Regions from separate parts of the Mus musculus genome. Here region 1 is linked to region 2. The links are chromatin loops, found by intact Hi-C in ENCODE. Cell type or tissue: gastrocnemius. All regions are shown on one strand.

Evidence for each region. Peaks named below come from ENCODE experiments on the same cell type or tissue, not always from the same donor. Only the 100,000 strongest peaks of a DNase experiment are listed, where the experiment ranks them.
Region 1: a loop joins it to region 2, with 2.4 times the contacts of the local background. A loop is called at or near these places in 2 of 42 quality-filtered maps.

The regions. Positions count from the first base shown.
Region 1 is chr16:59,508,399-59,516,398 of GRCm38, reverse strand. The region is part of intron 17 of Crybg3 (beta-gamma crystallin domain containing 3); the gene reads left to right. Among named protein-coding and RNA genes, the nearest start is that of Riox2, 41 kb to the right of the region's middle. In gastrocnemius, no CTCF peak of the experiment used is centred here; no DNase peak of the experiment used is centred here; H3K4me3 peaks cover 239 bases; H3K27ac peaks cover 5,184 bases.
Region 2 is chr16:59,597,179-59,605,178 of GRCm38, reverse strand. It overlaps Crybg3 (beta-gamma crystallin domain containing 3), which reads left to right and starts at 4,132. Exons shown (of 22, transcript NM_174848.4): 1 at 4,132-4,434. The coding sequence starts at 4,286. In gastrocnemius, a CTCF peak has its summit at 4,384; DNase peaks (open chromatin) are centred at 583, 4,124 and 4,370; H3K4me3 peaks cover 3,188 bases; H3K27ac peaks cover 2,617 bases.

The DNA of each region.
Region 1 (8,000 bases), 89 kb after region 2:
GGTCCCACTATCACTGAGGAAAATCGGGGAAGGAACCCAAGACAGGAACCTGGAGGCAGGAACTGAAGCAGATGGAGGCCGTGGAGGGATGCTGTTTACTAGATTGCTCCTTGTGGTCTAGCTCAGCTTCCGTCTTATGTCTAGCACCACATGCTCAAGGGCACCACACACAGTGGCCAGGGCCACTTCAGCCTTTCATCAGAAAATGCCCCCATAGACTTGCCTACAGCCCACTACCATGAAGGCATCTTGTCAACTGGGGTTCTCTCTTCCCAGATGATTCTAGCTGTGCCGAGTTGACACAATTAAACAAGCCCCGCCCCAGCACTCAAACATTCATAATAGCAACAGACCTACCACAAGGCATTTTTTTTCTGTCCTAAATGGCCATTCTTTATGCTTCTAGCTGCTTTCTTGGGGTTTGTTTGTTTGTTTGTTTGTTTGTTGTTGTTGTTGTTGTTTTGCTGCTGCTGCTGCTGCTCCTCCTCCTCCTCCATCTCCCCCTCATTTCTTTCTTTCAAATCTCCCTGCATGTAGTCACAACTACTGAACTACAGTCACTGTGGATAAGCTGCATATCATTATGCTTGTTTTGAATTCTGTGACCTGTAGTCTCCTCTGCTTAGCCCATGGCCATAAAACTCAGGGTTTCATTATTTTAAAATTAGGACAGTGATCCAGTACTTCCAAATATAGTCAGGCAGGGCCTGTATCCGGTTCGTTCTTGTTTTCCAGTCTACTCCATAACAGGGGCTATACTTTGAGGTTGAGGTGGGCTTGTGTCTAATCTTCTTAAAATGTTCTGTGTAGCTTTGAAAGTTGAAGGATGTGGGGAAAACCATTTACCACTGTCATCCGTTGAAGAAGCGCTTTAAAACTGAGCATGCTGTTTTAAGAATATTGGGCACAGACATGAGAGCAGGACACCTGAGCAGTTATTGGCTGTGAGCTGAGCTGAGTGTGAGCTTCAGACAGCCACACTGAGACAAGTAAATGCTGGCCCAGTGTCTTGTTGGGCAACCTGTTGACTACATTACCACGGGAGCAGAAGTCTACCCCGTGCTTTGACAGTGTCTCCATGGAGGCTTGGCATAGAAGTCTGGCTTTCTGAAATAATTCTTATCCTGGCAGCTACAAGCGGGCAAAGCCACAGAGACATATTGCAAGAGCCTGTATGAGAAGTTGGAGTGAAATTAGGATTCTGATGACATATAAAGTCTTCAGGAGAGTTAGAATAAGAAGACTATGTAGCATACAGTGTATATGTAACATACAGTATATAAACATTATATATGTATATATATAAGATATATGTGTGTGTATATATATATATATATATATATATATATATACATACACACACACACACACTGTTACAGAGACAGTTACCACTCACATGGGGGAAAAGCAATAACTAGGGTCTTGTACTCTAAACATAACCTAAGTATGAAAAGCCAATTTTATGAGTTAGAAGATATTACAGGAGATTCTTCCAGTGACATCAGAGCAGGATGGGCATCTTTTAGGTACAGAAAGCAGGAACTAGTAAGAAAAGAATTGAGAAGCAAACATGAGTTGATGCTGTTTGTCATGATCTATGTCTTATTGCTGTAAGTGAATACCACAGGCTTGGTAATTTACAAAGGAAAAAAAAAACACTTGTTTAGCTTATGATTGGAAAATGTGGGACGTGCTAGATACAGCTGCCTCTGGTGATGTCCCTTGGCTCTAGGGGCCTCAGGCAGCGGGGGAGGGTCACATTGGGTGAGGGAGTGAGCATCATGGCTATAATCTCTCCTCTTCCTATAGAGCACTGTTCTTTCTAGACTCAGGCCCAACTTATGTCCTTGTTTAAGCCTTAATTACCTCTTGAAGGTCCCTCTTCCAAACACCCACACTGATGAGTTTATACACACTTCCCACTTAATGTTGAAGATTGTTTCAGCATGAGCGTTGGTAGAGACACCGAAACTCAGCACTGCCGCAATAATTTGTTGAAAATGTGGCCACTGAGCCGGAACTCAGTCTTAGAATCCTAGAGGTCCGAAGTCTGAAATGGTCATCAGGGGTAAATTTAAGGTCCAGATAGGGCTGTTTTTCTTTTGTAAACCTCTAGGTAATAATCAGTGTCCTAAGCTCTTCTAGAGGCTGCCAGTTTTGCTTGATTCGGGGCCCTGCTGTCTCTGAAGCGTATCTGCCTGCTGCGGTTTATCTCTGCCCTCCTGCCTTGCTCTGAGGGGACCTTGTGGTTATACCTGGCCTACCTCAGTAAGCCAGCTTAAGATCCTTAGCCGCTAGTCATGTCCTTGAAATTCCCTCTTCCGTGTTAAATAACACTGTATTCACTGGATCCCAGAATTAGGATGCGCGGGGGAGGGGGGGTCGTTATGTTTCTTATGGTCAGATAGTCTGCGATAGCAGGCCAGAAGAATATGCTTGCAGCCTGTATTAACTTGTAAAAGGTTCATGTATAGAATGCAAGGAGAGAAAGTCAACAGAGGATACAAACCGGCCATTTATAGACGAGGATAAGATGGCTTAGGACATGCAGGAGATATTAAACCTCAAGGATGGTCACAGGAATACAAAGCAAAGCAACCATGAGACACTGTTATGCTACTTTAGATATAGGTACTTAAAAATGTGACAGTTCCAGAATTTGGTTAAATTGAGTAATTATAGGAAATGTAGATGATTGATAGGAATTCACTGTCTTACAATCCTAGAGGGAGCCGTGCAGATTAATATTATTCACATGCAGCTAGTGGGCGAAGTGCAGTTACAGTGGGGGCAGTGTGAGGGCATTCATTGTAGCACTGGGAGATAAAACAGTAGCACATTCAAATAATAAAGTATACAGCATAGAGTTAGCAGAAGGCAGCTGTGTGCGTGAACACTTTCAACACCAAAGGCAAGAAAAGCAGGCTACCTCAGGAACTGAGTTTAAATCAGCTGTACTCAATAGATCTCATTTGCTTAAATTTTTGGTACACGTTTTGTATATTGTTAAATACTATTCAGTACATGTTGCATTAAAATATTAGGCTTGATAGTTTCATGTTCAAGGACGTTTAAATGCTAGTACTCGTGACTCTATCATTCAGTGAGCCTAATAAATTTGTACACATGATTTGTCAATTAAAGTTAAAAAATACAAATGGGAAATCTTGATATAATACTTGTGGATGTTGGGTGGATGGTCAAATGTTATGTTATTTGCTCTTTCAGAAATGAATTGTAACTTATCTAAAAAGGGGGAGGGGCGCAGGCATGAAATAGTGAGACTTATTTTACTAAGATAGATGGAAAGGGGCTCTGTAGGGAGGGCTCTGTTGAAGTCTGCCTGGGTGTCTGAGAACTCTCGGCTCAGCTCTGACTCTGCCACTGATCTCTACCTGAGTGTTCTCAAGCCTGGGGTTTTCTCTCCGTCTTCACATTCTGATCTACTCAAATTCGAGGACTAAATGAGCTGGGGCTTACGGAGCCCTTAAAGTAGTGCTGACTGATAGGGTGGCAGCCACCGACGGTGGTTAATTTGTGTTTATGCAAAATTGTGACTTGATAGGCTGATGGTGTCAATAGGATTGTGTAGCCCAGAGGATATATTAGATTCCTTTTAAAGATTTATGAGACTTCTATTAAGTTGTTGTCATTTCTTTTAGCCTTTCCCAGTAGTTTGGCATGTCTTTGGAATGATATTTCGGCACACATTATGGTCAATGTCACTAAGTTTGGTTGCACTTCCTTTTTAAGTGGTCCATTTGGCAAATACCTGGTGGAGCTGGAGTTGTTGAGCTGTACAGACAGACTTGCTATGAGTGTCTAATACTGAGTAAAAGTGTTAGGCGTACAGCCTAACCAGTTACTAATCTTGGTTTACTGTCAGCACATTTTCCCCTGTAAACAGTGATCTGAAACCTAAAGAACTATACAGTGTCAACGTATGTCACAGATTCGTTCTTAGGAAGTTAAGATTAGCACTTGGATGTAAGCGTTTTGTATGATTATACTGAAGGTGTGATGGTGTGATTGGAGGTTTTCTAGCACAGGTCTCAGGCCCTCAGGTGCAGTTGGCAGATGTATTTGTTTATAGAAAGTGGGGATCTCGGATGCTTCCCAGCTGAGCGTGGGGAAGCTCAGTTCTCCAGGTAACCGCACACTTGGTGACTGCTTATATCCTGCATCATAAAGTGATTGGCACCTAGAACGTTTCCTAGGGATATAGCTTCAGGGGCCGTTGGGTAGAGGCTCAAAAACCCATCCCTTCCCTTCCTCTGTGACCTGTTCCTTGACTGATCAGCTGCAGAGTACGTACGGGCAGTACCCACATCAGAGGAAACCTTAGGCATTAAGTGCGTGAATTGAGTGCCATAATCCCTAACATGAATGAATGTATTTAGAATCTGGAGTTTTTCACATTTTAAGAAGAATCGAATCTTTATATATGGTGTATAAGAAAACACGCTAAGGATTCCAGAAAGTATTCTGTAATTAAACTCGTATCTGTTTCTAATATGAATTTTATATACCTATATAGACCAGATAAATGTTATAAATATACTTATGTTTATTCAGGCTAAACTTGTTGCTAAATAAATTAGGGAGGAAATTGGTTTTAGACCTTTTTTGTCATTGAAATGTGAATATTTATTTATTTATATATGAATATATATCTATTTACTTATACATGAATAAGACTAACAGCATTAGTCTCTTAGAGCAGAAATGATGAATAAATACTTATTAAGCAATGGTAATTATTACTATTATTATCTCAGCATAGATTAATGGAACTGGTTTTATTTCCTAATTTAAATTTTCACTTATGTATAAACCATTCAGACATTCTTTTTCTTTCATAACCTGCCCACACGCTCCTCTCTGAAACGAGATCCACTTTACATGGCTTAGACTTGACCTAGCAGGAATGTCTTGTTGCTGCCGACTCCCAGGAGGAACCTTTAGCCCCAAGTGGTAGGCGAATTTAGCATGGACCACAGCCATGACATTTACAGAGCTCAATTTGTAATTAAGTCCTTGTGGTTTCTATTGTCTTTAGGAAGCACGGATGATTCTGTCATCTTCAGGTTTGAACACTCACCATTAATTTTTGTGTCCTGAGATCTTGAGATCTGGGAAGTGCATGAGAACATGGAAGAATTTATAAACTTTCTCTGGGACACTCTTTCTAAATGATCAGCTATCAGTCACTGCCGTTAAGATCCTGTCCAGATTAGCACTGGGCACTCCTTCCGAATCTTCCGATTCTTTGTGAACACATGTAAATCAGTTGAACTTGTACATTTACATATATAAACATAAGTGAGACATTTAAGCTGAAACAGTGTAAAATTTAATAACTCAGACACAGACATTTCTGGTCTATCAGGCCCTCTGGAAGAGGTGCCTTTGGGTTTATGAACAATGGATGCCCACAAGTAAAAAGTCTGCCAGCCTGGACTCAATGGTGTCCATTTACTGTCCATAGGGAAGTGGGTTATCTCCCTGCTCGCTTTGTTAGTCCTCTCTTATTTGGCTAATGCTGCTAGGGTACTATTTGCTGGCTTAACCTACTTGCTCACTCAAGTACCCTCTTTTGATTCATATAAACTCTTAGGAACCTTTGAAAACACTATCTTGGCTGTTTGACACGTTATCCTCACATTGCCTGCATTATTTCTAATAAAGGAACAAATTGTATTTGTACCACCAAACTTTCCATATTTTATTAAGATAAATTTCTAAGATGTTTGACTTGCTAAAGAGAACAAATTTGATGGAGTTTGAGCTCAAACTGAGCCTCTCAAAGGGGACTGTACACTATGCCTGTTCTAGTTAGAATATTTCATAGCATTTTAATCATGTGTTCATAGGCATTTATTTTTCCCCCTTCTGGGTAAAACTTTACTGTCCGTTACCCTTTTTCTGGAGAAAGCCGCTGGTGGTTTATTCTGAATCCTTTCCAGGTTCCTTGCCCGTCTGCCTTTCTTCCTAAGCCATGGCTGACTGGATAGATACGTGGACAGAAGTCACTGAAATGCTTTTTAAAAACCCTGAGAGGGGCTGGAGAGATGGCTCAGCGGTTGAGAGCACTGACTACTCTTCCAGAGGTCCTGAGTTCAATTCCCAGCAACCACATGGTAGCTCACAACCATCTGTAATGAGATCGGATGCCCTCTTCTGGTGTGTCTGAAGACAGCAACACTGTACTCACATACATTAAACAAACAAACAAAACCCTGAGGACAAGGGTATTTAGAAAGTCTCAACAATAAATTCAGGAGTTTCTTACGGACTTTGATGACCTCACTTCTTAAGCACTTCTGTTTGGTCAGCTATTGGAATGCTTGTAGTATTTTGTTTGTAGGTCTCAGGGGAAGCAACTAGAGCATCGGGGAGCCAGTGACTAGTAATGAGTTTCTCCTCCTAGGGCAGTAAGGTGTGGTCGAGAAGACCAGTGCTTCTGGGTAGTATTTCACTTCTTTTCTCTTTCTAGGTCAGCCCAGTCCAATCCCGTGTACTAAACACTCGTGGTTATTTAAGTTTAAATGCAATCACATGGCTTTAGTCCACTGGTCAGCTGAACTACATTCTAAGTGTTCATTGGCAACATACCTCTAGGAGAGCTAAATTGAACAAGGCAGATAGACACTGTTTCTGTAGCTACAGAAGGTTGTGGGAAGAGTGCAAGACTTGATGTCTAGGCCATTAGGCACATGGCGTAAAAAGTACGCATTCTCTTTCTCTAGAGTTTAAGGTCCTATGAGACTTCCCCCTTCCATGTTAGCATATCTGGGGGTAGTGTTCAGGACTTGTTCAGGTAGCCATGTTGGTGAGACTCCAGGCAGAATGCTGAGAAGAGAAGCGATAGGCTTACCTATCATACACCTCCAAATTGGTTATCTAGTACCAGGTTGTAGGCCTTGCGATCATATCCATACATGCAGACGGTACAGGCCGTGTTTCATAGGAGGTATAACAAATCCCTTTACCAAAAACCATCCTCCCATGGGCCACGCAGCTATCAGTTCTGAAATGACAGTAATAGGACCAAATGTCTTTCTCTACCTCTCAGCCATCCCTCGCTTTCCACCACTCGTTTCCTTTCTGTTCGTTGTGACTTTCTGTGGTGCCCGTAAGCCCATTCGTAGATCCCTATTCTGTCATTTCCCTCATTCTCCAGCCTTCCCAGCACAGATTCTCTCCTCATCCAACTCGCCAGTAAAATGGGTTTCACTCAGGCCACCCTCATTGTGCCTCACCGCCACACCCGCACAGCCCCATCGCCAGCTCTGACTCACCAGGCATCCATCTTCTTGTAGTGAGGAGGACACTGCTCTCCTGGTCAGTGTGTCATCACTCCCCACCCGCCCCTCCTGTGTATCCGCTGGGACAGTGATCTCCTCCTCCTAGTCCCTGCTTTCAGCCTGGGCATCAGCCATTAGATAGCTTCTGGGCATTTCCAAAGGCACCTTCTCTATACCAGAGCCTCCTCTTAAGCCCAAATCTAGAGTCTAGGATATCTAGAGTCCACTTGTCTCTCCACTTATCCTACTCTCTGGCTTATGAAGATCTCCAGTTCTAATGATATGTTCCTAGCTCTTGGACAGGTTTTTTTCCTTCAGGTTTCCTTGTAGATAACATGATGTACCCCCAATGATTCTAGTCATAGCTTTTTTTTTTTCTTTTCTTTAAAATGTGGGTCTTGCATGCCCATATGTGGGAAGGTAGAGGCCAGAGGCTGACAAGAGGTGCTTTCCTTTATAACTGTCCACCTTGGTTTTTGAGGCAGGGTCTCTCACTGACATGTTTTAATCTCCTATCCATGTTTTAATCATGTTGTTGCCAGATAAATCTCCTACTGGCCATATTATAAAAACCCCACAAATACATGCATATCTAAATATATTAACATTAGTTACTAATATAAGTTTCTGGATAAATTATATATTACCAGGGTTCTGGACAGTTAGAATGGCTGGGTACAGCAAGCTCCGTGG
Region 2 (8,000 bases):
TTCTCCTCTGTAAGTACTTGAAGGAACATATTATTTCAGTATCAGTAAACTTTATACTGTTTGAAAAGTGCATATTCAATTCTCAATGGTCACAAAAGTTTTAAGGATTTCTTTTCTTCTGTATATATATCATCCTGGAGGAATAAAATAATAAATGCAACTTAGCTCAAACTAACACATCTATTTAATCGTGGGTTTGAATGAGTTCACTCTCCGCATGTTCTGCAAAGAAAACCAGGAACAATACAATAAAACATCGTGTATTCCATACAAGTTTGAATAACCAATTATTAAAAACTTCACCATCTGCTCTCATTGAAGCACTAAGATGAGGCATTTCCCTACGTCACAAACCGTGACAGTCAGAATGTAACAGAATGAGAAACTCTAGCATCGTTGCTCCTTTCTTCCTTGCTGTCATGGTTTTTAATGAAAACTTGCGTATGCAGACAAAGGAAAGGGGGAGGCTATACCGTCCCCACCTCCCTCCTAATTGAGCGCTTCTATCCAGTAATAGCTTTTTCGCTGCCCTCGGCAGCTTGACTTTGCCTCATTTGGCCGAGCACCACTATTATTCTAAGAGGCAGCCAGTGAAGTGCCCCAACCCATCTGTTTGCTTTTTCATGGGCTGGTGCCTTCCTTGATGTTGACAGCTGTCTTAATATTCCCGGGCCACCTGCCACACAGTAAATACTCTGCTCGAAGATAGATTCGGTAGTTTTTCCCTCCACAACAGAAAAGCTCAGCATTTCCAACCTCCTCATGCCTCCTCCCCTAAACGCTTCAAGGATCGGCATTTCCAGTCCGGTCACACACTTTTGAGCCATACGGTACTTCCGCTTTGGGAATGGCAATACACTCTCATGTGGCAAACTTGACACTTCCTCATATTTATGGGCGACTGTATTAGTCTTTTTGTAGAAGTGATGTAGTCACCAGAGGCAGAGAATCTAGCAGTAAGGCACTTCCTCCTGTGAGCTTTCCAGGACAACCCTCCCCCATATACACCTACAGAACAAGTTCCCTTCTCTTCTCCTGGACACAACTGCTTTCCCATCAAAGTGGTTCCTTGAAAGAGGGCATACTGTCTTAATCTTTACACAGGAGTGTGGGGCTGACACATCTTGGGCACTTAAAAGACAAATTTAGTGTTGTGGCATCTGTAGTTTTCAAAACTTTGGGGGAACCTCTGTATTGATTAAGAATTTCATACACACATATAATGTGTTTTCACCAAGTCCAGTCCCCATTGCTTCCCTTCCAACCCTTTTCCTAATCCATAATGATGATTCCCTTTTGTGAGGCTCTCTCTAAAGCAAAAAAAAAAAAAAACAAAAAAAAAACAAACAAAAAAAAAAAACAAAAAAAACAAAACAAAAAAAAAACACAACAAAAACAAAACAAAAAAAAAACACTGAAACTAAAAACGAAATTTATATTAAATGATTTGGGACATAATAGGACGCGAATTAGTAACTCTAAAAGATCCACTGCAAACTTAGCAAATTCTATAAAAGCAATGTATTTTTTCCTATTTCCTACTTGGCATATGTCTACATATTAAAAATTCATAGTGTATCCTTTGAAAACCTTTCATATGGAAATATTTTTAATGTCATCGTACGTACAAGACAATGGAACTAAATAGCCCAGTCTTTCCACTGTTTCACTTGGTGTTATATATTATTTATAGAAAAGGCATGAAAACGAGCATCTTTACGTCCTGACACACACATAGAGAGCTCAAATTTCTGGTGTAGGTCTAATAAGTCTGAAAATTTCAATTTGACACAGTTTACATTGAATAGAAAAAAATGTAGAGTGCGTTATGGAACATATTACTACTATGACAGAATTGGTGTCAATTAGAAACAGTTCTGTGTCTTGCAGTGTTGTCGGCTGGTATCTGGAATACGTAACACATGTCATTTTCCAGCTGCACACTTCATAGCCTCTTTCACCTTCACCATCTACATACTTGAAATCTTGGAAGCCATGTGTGTATTCATGTCTCAACAGAACCTCTGGTCTTGTATCTTGGGTGTAAACCTGGATGAGTTGCGCAATGAACAAGGTGGAATTTAAGCAATAACTGAACTATCCTCCGAAGAGGAGCAGCTTAAAACAACATAAATATTTTCCCAAGAAGATCAAAGCCATTGGAGTCTCCATTCACCAGACCTCAGTGTGAGCCAAAGAACTCTAGAACCTACGAACTCCGGACATAGGATAGAGGAAGAGTCCTGTGGTCCCAATCCACTTAGCTTTAAAGAAGAAATTACGTTGACAGTCGTCTAAGAACACGTGACCATCCAGTCACTGCGCACACTGGAAAAGGCAGTACCAGTGAAGTGTCTTCAAACGTGAACTTCGGCAGGGCGGTGGTGGTGCACGCCTTTAATCCTAGCACTTGGGAGGCAGAGGCAGGCGGATTTCTGAGTTCAAGGCCAGCCTGGTCTACATGAGTCCAGGACAGCCAGGACTATACTGAGAAACCCTGTCTCGAAAAAAAACCCCAAAAACAACAAACAAACAAAAAACCCATGAACTTCGTCAGCTTTATGGAAAGAATGCTCCTGCCTCAGCCACTTACCAAATGTCTGGATGAAAACTGAATTTGAAATGAAGCGAAGTTGAGTGCATAAAATTAGTATCTCTGAGATGTTTCCAACTGAAATTTGAAAGTGCTTTCACAGATTTCATAACAAAATCCTAGAATCTAGGATTCAAGAACCTGCTATTGTATGTCAAGACTCTAGGGTACAGGAAATCTAAAAATCTAAGTATTGGAAAAGCAAACATTCAATACCAAGAACTTTCCATGCCGTGAGCCTAATACTTCTGCATATACCTAGGAGACCAGTTGTAAAGAAACATTAATACGTGGACTACTATAACATTTTCCTATCAGCTAATTGAGAGAAATAGTATTATTGAAAATCAGAATTTGCCTCATAATCTTATTGACGCCCAGACACTTTTATCCCCAGACAGACTCCTTGCCTGGACCCTCTGTGCCAACACTGAGGTGTAGGACCACTTTTTGTCACAGGGCAACAGGGGGAGGCAACTGCTAGTCAGCTAACATTGCGTTGGGGAGGCACATTATTCTCCAGGCCCTGTAGCTGCATGGAAGAATTTGCTTGTCCATCTGTATCTGATCCTAATTTTTTTCTTACTCTCATACTCCTAGTTTCAGATCCAGTTGACAGATTAAAATGCCTCAAAGGGGTAGCTGTGGGTCCGCGGGAAGGCTCCTTAACCGGCACTATGATTCCTTGGGGCCGACAGGTAGACGTTCAACCTCCTCACTTCTCCAGCCAGCCACAGACAGCTATCACCCTATTTTCATGTGATTTGCCCACATAACATTTTTAGTTACTAAATGTCCCACTGTTATCTTGAACTTCATACCTCTGGAGTTTGACTTCAGACAAACTATAACAATACACCTGGGGCGAATATGGCTCTGTGTGCTTTCTCTGTTAGCAGCTCCGCTGTATAAAGTCATTTTTATCATAACCAGATATTCGTTTTAAACTAATGTTAAGGGCCTTTGGCGTTCCAGAATACAGGAGTATCTGCGCAACAACCAAATATTTGTTTCAGCATTTTTCTAGTTTGAGTCATACCTGAATCAGATTTGGTTTTGTGATCAGGGACGGTTTTTTTGAAAAAGGATTCTGGGAGTGGCCCACAGGTGAAGGGTGAGCGCTAAAACACACCTGGGTTGGTGGCTCCTCATCTGAGCCAGCTGAAGCAGAAACAAGGTGCTGACAGCAGGACAGATGGGACCTACCCTTGCAGGCTGAAACTGTCTTTAGAAAGGCTGTGCTCAGGTTCCAGGCTGCAGGGCACGCGGGTGCTGCTTCTTGCCAGGTGTTTCCCCAGACTTTAATTGATTACCCTGTTTTAAAACAGCCCTAACTCGGGAAAGGGAAGCAAAGCATTTACAGTTGACTGTTGGCCAAGCCAAGTGGGCTGCGGGCTGGGCTGGTTTGGGCGGGAAGCCGGAGCCTAGCATCCCCAGGCTGCTCCTCCCGGATCTGCACGCTGTGGCCGACAGGGCGGTCGCGGCCACTGGCTCCTCCCGGGGGCGGGCAGCTCCGGGCGCGGGCGGGAGGAGGAGCCGCACGGGGAGCGCTCGTGCCGGCCGGGCTGGAGGAGCCGCGCCGGCGGCCCGGGCCGACTCTCGCTGCGCTCAGCGAGCCAGGGCTGCGGCCACCCTCGCTCCGGCCAGCGGCTCGTCGGGGCCCGCGGACGGCGCGGCCGAGCCGGTGGGGAGATGTCCGGCGGCCGCAGGAGGGGCAGCGCCCCCTGGCACAGCTTCTCTCGGTTCTTCGCTCCGCGGAACCCTTCTCGGGACAAGGAAGAGGAAGAGGAGGAGAAGCCGGGGACCGGCCAGCCGGCGGGAGTGAGCCGGAGTGCAGCCAGGTGGGAGCCGCGGGGGCGCCGTGCGCGCCTTCCTCCGCCGCTCGGGTTTCCTCCGGTCCCGCCCTGGGTGGCTTAGATCTGGGGAAGTTCTTGCTCCCGGCCGGTGGCTTTTCCCGCCGCCATCGGGGGCTCCCGGCTCTGTCCCCTCCACTCCGGGAGGCTCTGAAGCTGCCGAGGGAATCTCGCGCCCCTCCGCGTCGTGCTTTGCCATCTTAAGGTTTTCTCGAAGTGATTCCTAAAAGAGTTGCAATCAGAGCTTTCTGAGACGACATCCAGAATCTGAAGTCTTCGCCAGATTTGTTTACAGTTTAAATGTTGCCGCCCTTCCTCCTTTCTCTCTGTCTCTCTCACTGGGGACATCTGACGGAAGCGCTCCGATTTGGGGAACCAGGGCCGGAGCTGAGAGCTGGCTCAGTTTAATGATTAGTATGTGCACTCTTGCACTCTTTCCATAATCATTTTTCCTCTACTCCTGCTGCTTTAAAGATTGACATTTTAAAAATTCGTCTCATTAAAATGCCCGTTTTTAAATTTCCTTATCAACCCTAAAGGAGAGGTGGTTTCGCTTCTTTCTCCTTTTTTTTTTTTTTTTTTTTTGAGAAGTGAAGCCAACTTCACTTGCACCAGAAGAACCTGTAACCCATGTCCTTGGAAGGTTGCCCTCTAGAGAGCTATATTTACCTCAGACTAAAGACTTGCTGATGGACTTCAAAGAAAAATGGATCGGAAACAACTGACGCTTCTAGTTCCATTACTATTTAGGGTTTGTGATTTGTTGTTAGCCCTTCGTTCTCCTTGCTTTTCCTAATTGTGAATCATTTCCAGTGTAATCACCTGTTAGCATAATACGTCTTTCCAAGAAATGACCAATTATAATTGACTGGTTATTCTACTAGGAAGTTTCAGATACTTTTGGCCTGGTTGTTGATGCTTTTAACATTCGAAGTTTCCCCGTCCTTAATGGTAGTTCTGAAATCTGGGAGGTCTCACCTGTCGTGGCTCTAATGTGGCTCTAACGTTGTCCCTAACAGTCCCCTGTGATCTGAAAGCAGTAGACTCAGCGCCCTTTGGAAACTTGAGAGTGGTGGAATGGAGTAAGCAGGCCAGCTCCTATCAGCATTGTCCTGAAATCCTGCCTGTTCCCCTGGCCTATTTGCCCTTTTAAGGCAGGCACTCCTCCATTCTGAACTCTTTCTGCACCGGGCTGACTAATCCAGCAGCTAGATAGATCCTTTTCACCTACCCCTTTCTGTCTCTCCTCACCACTGATAGGCCCTGGCTATGGCTTTTCACGATGCGGTTTTAATTATGCTTACGCGAGCACTAATTTTGTTCTCATCTGTTTTAGAACTGGCCAGATGTTAAGGGGATTGCAGATAATCCCTCGTGTGTGTGTGTGTGTGTGTGTGTGTGTGTGTGTGTTTAGCTGTTTTATAGGAGCTTAAATCTTTCTTTTTCACAGATAGAAATAAACACAAAGCCCTTATTGAAAGCGCAAGGCAACAAATGGAACCACTCAGTAGGTCCCATCCTCCCAGTAATAGAACAATGTTGGTGGTGACAAGATTGGAAACAGACTTGGGATTTGTGCCCGTGATCCTGTTTCAAGCTGAAAGGACACACTTTGGTTGTTTCTTTTGTGGCAGTAAAACCTTTTAATGAGAGCCGGGTTGATCTTTTGCAGTCATGGTGTGACTTTGCTTGCAATAGTGGGTAGCCAAGAAAAGGTCTCCCACATAAAAAACAGTAATTACAACCTGGAACATGTCTAGTGGTCCAAAATTTAGGAATTGATTTGGCACAACTTTCCACAAGCTCGAATGATCACAATCTGTATTTTACTGTAAAAATAAAAACAAAAGCATTTTTAAAGAGAGCTGTTCAAAGTGACATTGCTACCTTTTACCTGTGCTGCAAACTGACCCTGACGTCCCTCGAGTGTGTGTGTGTGTGTGTATGTGTATGTATGTGTATGTATGTGTGTATGTGTGCATGTGTGTATGTATCAGTGTATGTGTGTGTATATATGTATGTGTGTATATGGGTGTATGTATGTACACTTATGTGTGTATATATGTGTGTATGTGTGTATATGTGTATATGTGTGTATATGTATGTGTGTGTGTGAATGTATGTGTGTGTATGTGTGTGTGTATGTATGTGTGTGTGAATGTATGTGTGTGTATATATGTGTGTGTGTGTGTGAATGCCTTGGGATGAAATGGATTTTCTCAGGCTTATGTTGCATAGGCTCCTTTCCTGCCTGAACTCATTGTGTTGGCTTACGAGTGCTTCATTACTGGGCTTACTCATGCCCAAATACAAAACAGGATACACACGGTCTTCAGAACAGAACCCCCTAGCAACTTCTTAAGAACAGAATTAAAATGAAACATACGTATTAACGAGACGAATGAGAGTCAAATTCACGGCATCGCCCCCCTCCACAGATGTGTGCTACCCATGAAAGCAAAAGGCAGGGGATGCTAGGATAAACACAGGGTCTGGAGAGGTTGCCAGGTCTCTACTCTAGTGTGCCCCACATTGATAGAGTTCTTGAATAGTCCCCTGTTTGAAGCACGAGACAACCTTTGTTATTGCTGTGTGCTGTGTGTTGCTGGGGCTTCACTTGGTGTGAGCACCTCATTTATTTACTGAGTTTGCTGCTGTTCTGGTCATACTACACCTTCAGTGGTCAAGGAGGACGAAGAGTTCCTTTGTTGAGTATTTAAACTAACGTGTTAGCCAACCAGTTCTCGGAAGTGCTTATGGTGGCTGCATTGATTTTTCAGAAACGAAAATTCTACATAACGCAACTGAAAGCTGTCACAGGGAACTTTCAGAACTCCCAGAAGTCAATGTGTCTCATTTTGGCAATCCTTACTATAGTGTTCAGGCCTGTGGTCATTAAAAGAGATAGAAGAGTCCAGAGGGGGTGACTTTAAGAGACCCTATGAGTTGTGGCCTGCAAGATTTTAAGGTCTACTAGGAGACCTTATGTGTATTGGTATGGCCCACAGAGAGAGGCATGCAGAAAATTAGGTTAGAATTAAGTAATGTGGTCTCTGGAGAAAATGTTTGGCTCTTCACTGGGAGTTTTGGAATGTTTTTTAAAAACGGGTCTGTTAAATGGATATTGTTGGAATGCAGAACTCCGTAGGTGAACGCCTACCTTCTTATTTTACCTGCTTTGGGAAAATGATTGCACAAGCTTGTGGCCTTGCTGGGTCACACATGGTGAACCTGTTTATGGGTTCCACGCAATACCTGTAAGCCAGAAGGGAGCTAACACAATACGGCCAGAACATTTCTCAAGGACTGGTTGTGCACCTATCCTGGGCAGAGAGCTTTTGCTTGAGTGTACCCACAGGGCAGCAGGGGTGCTACACTTCGAAGCCTCTTATGACTTTGAGGACACTGAGGCTGGGGCAGTTCTTAATGGCAGATTCTATTTGTATTTGGGGTGTAACAGTTCTTTAAACTGGACTCTCCTGTCCATTGCGGGATTTTTGATGTCCACGATTCCACCTACTAGTTGCCAGTAACATGTCTGGTCATTTGGATAT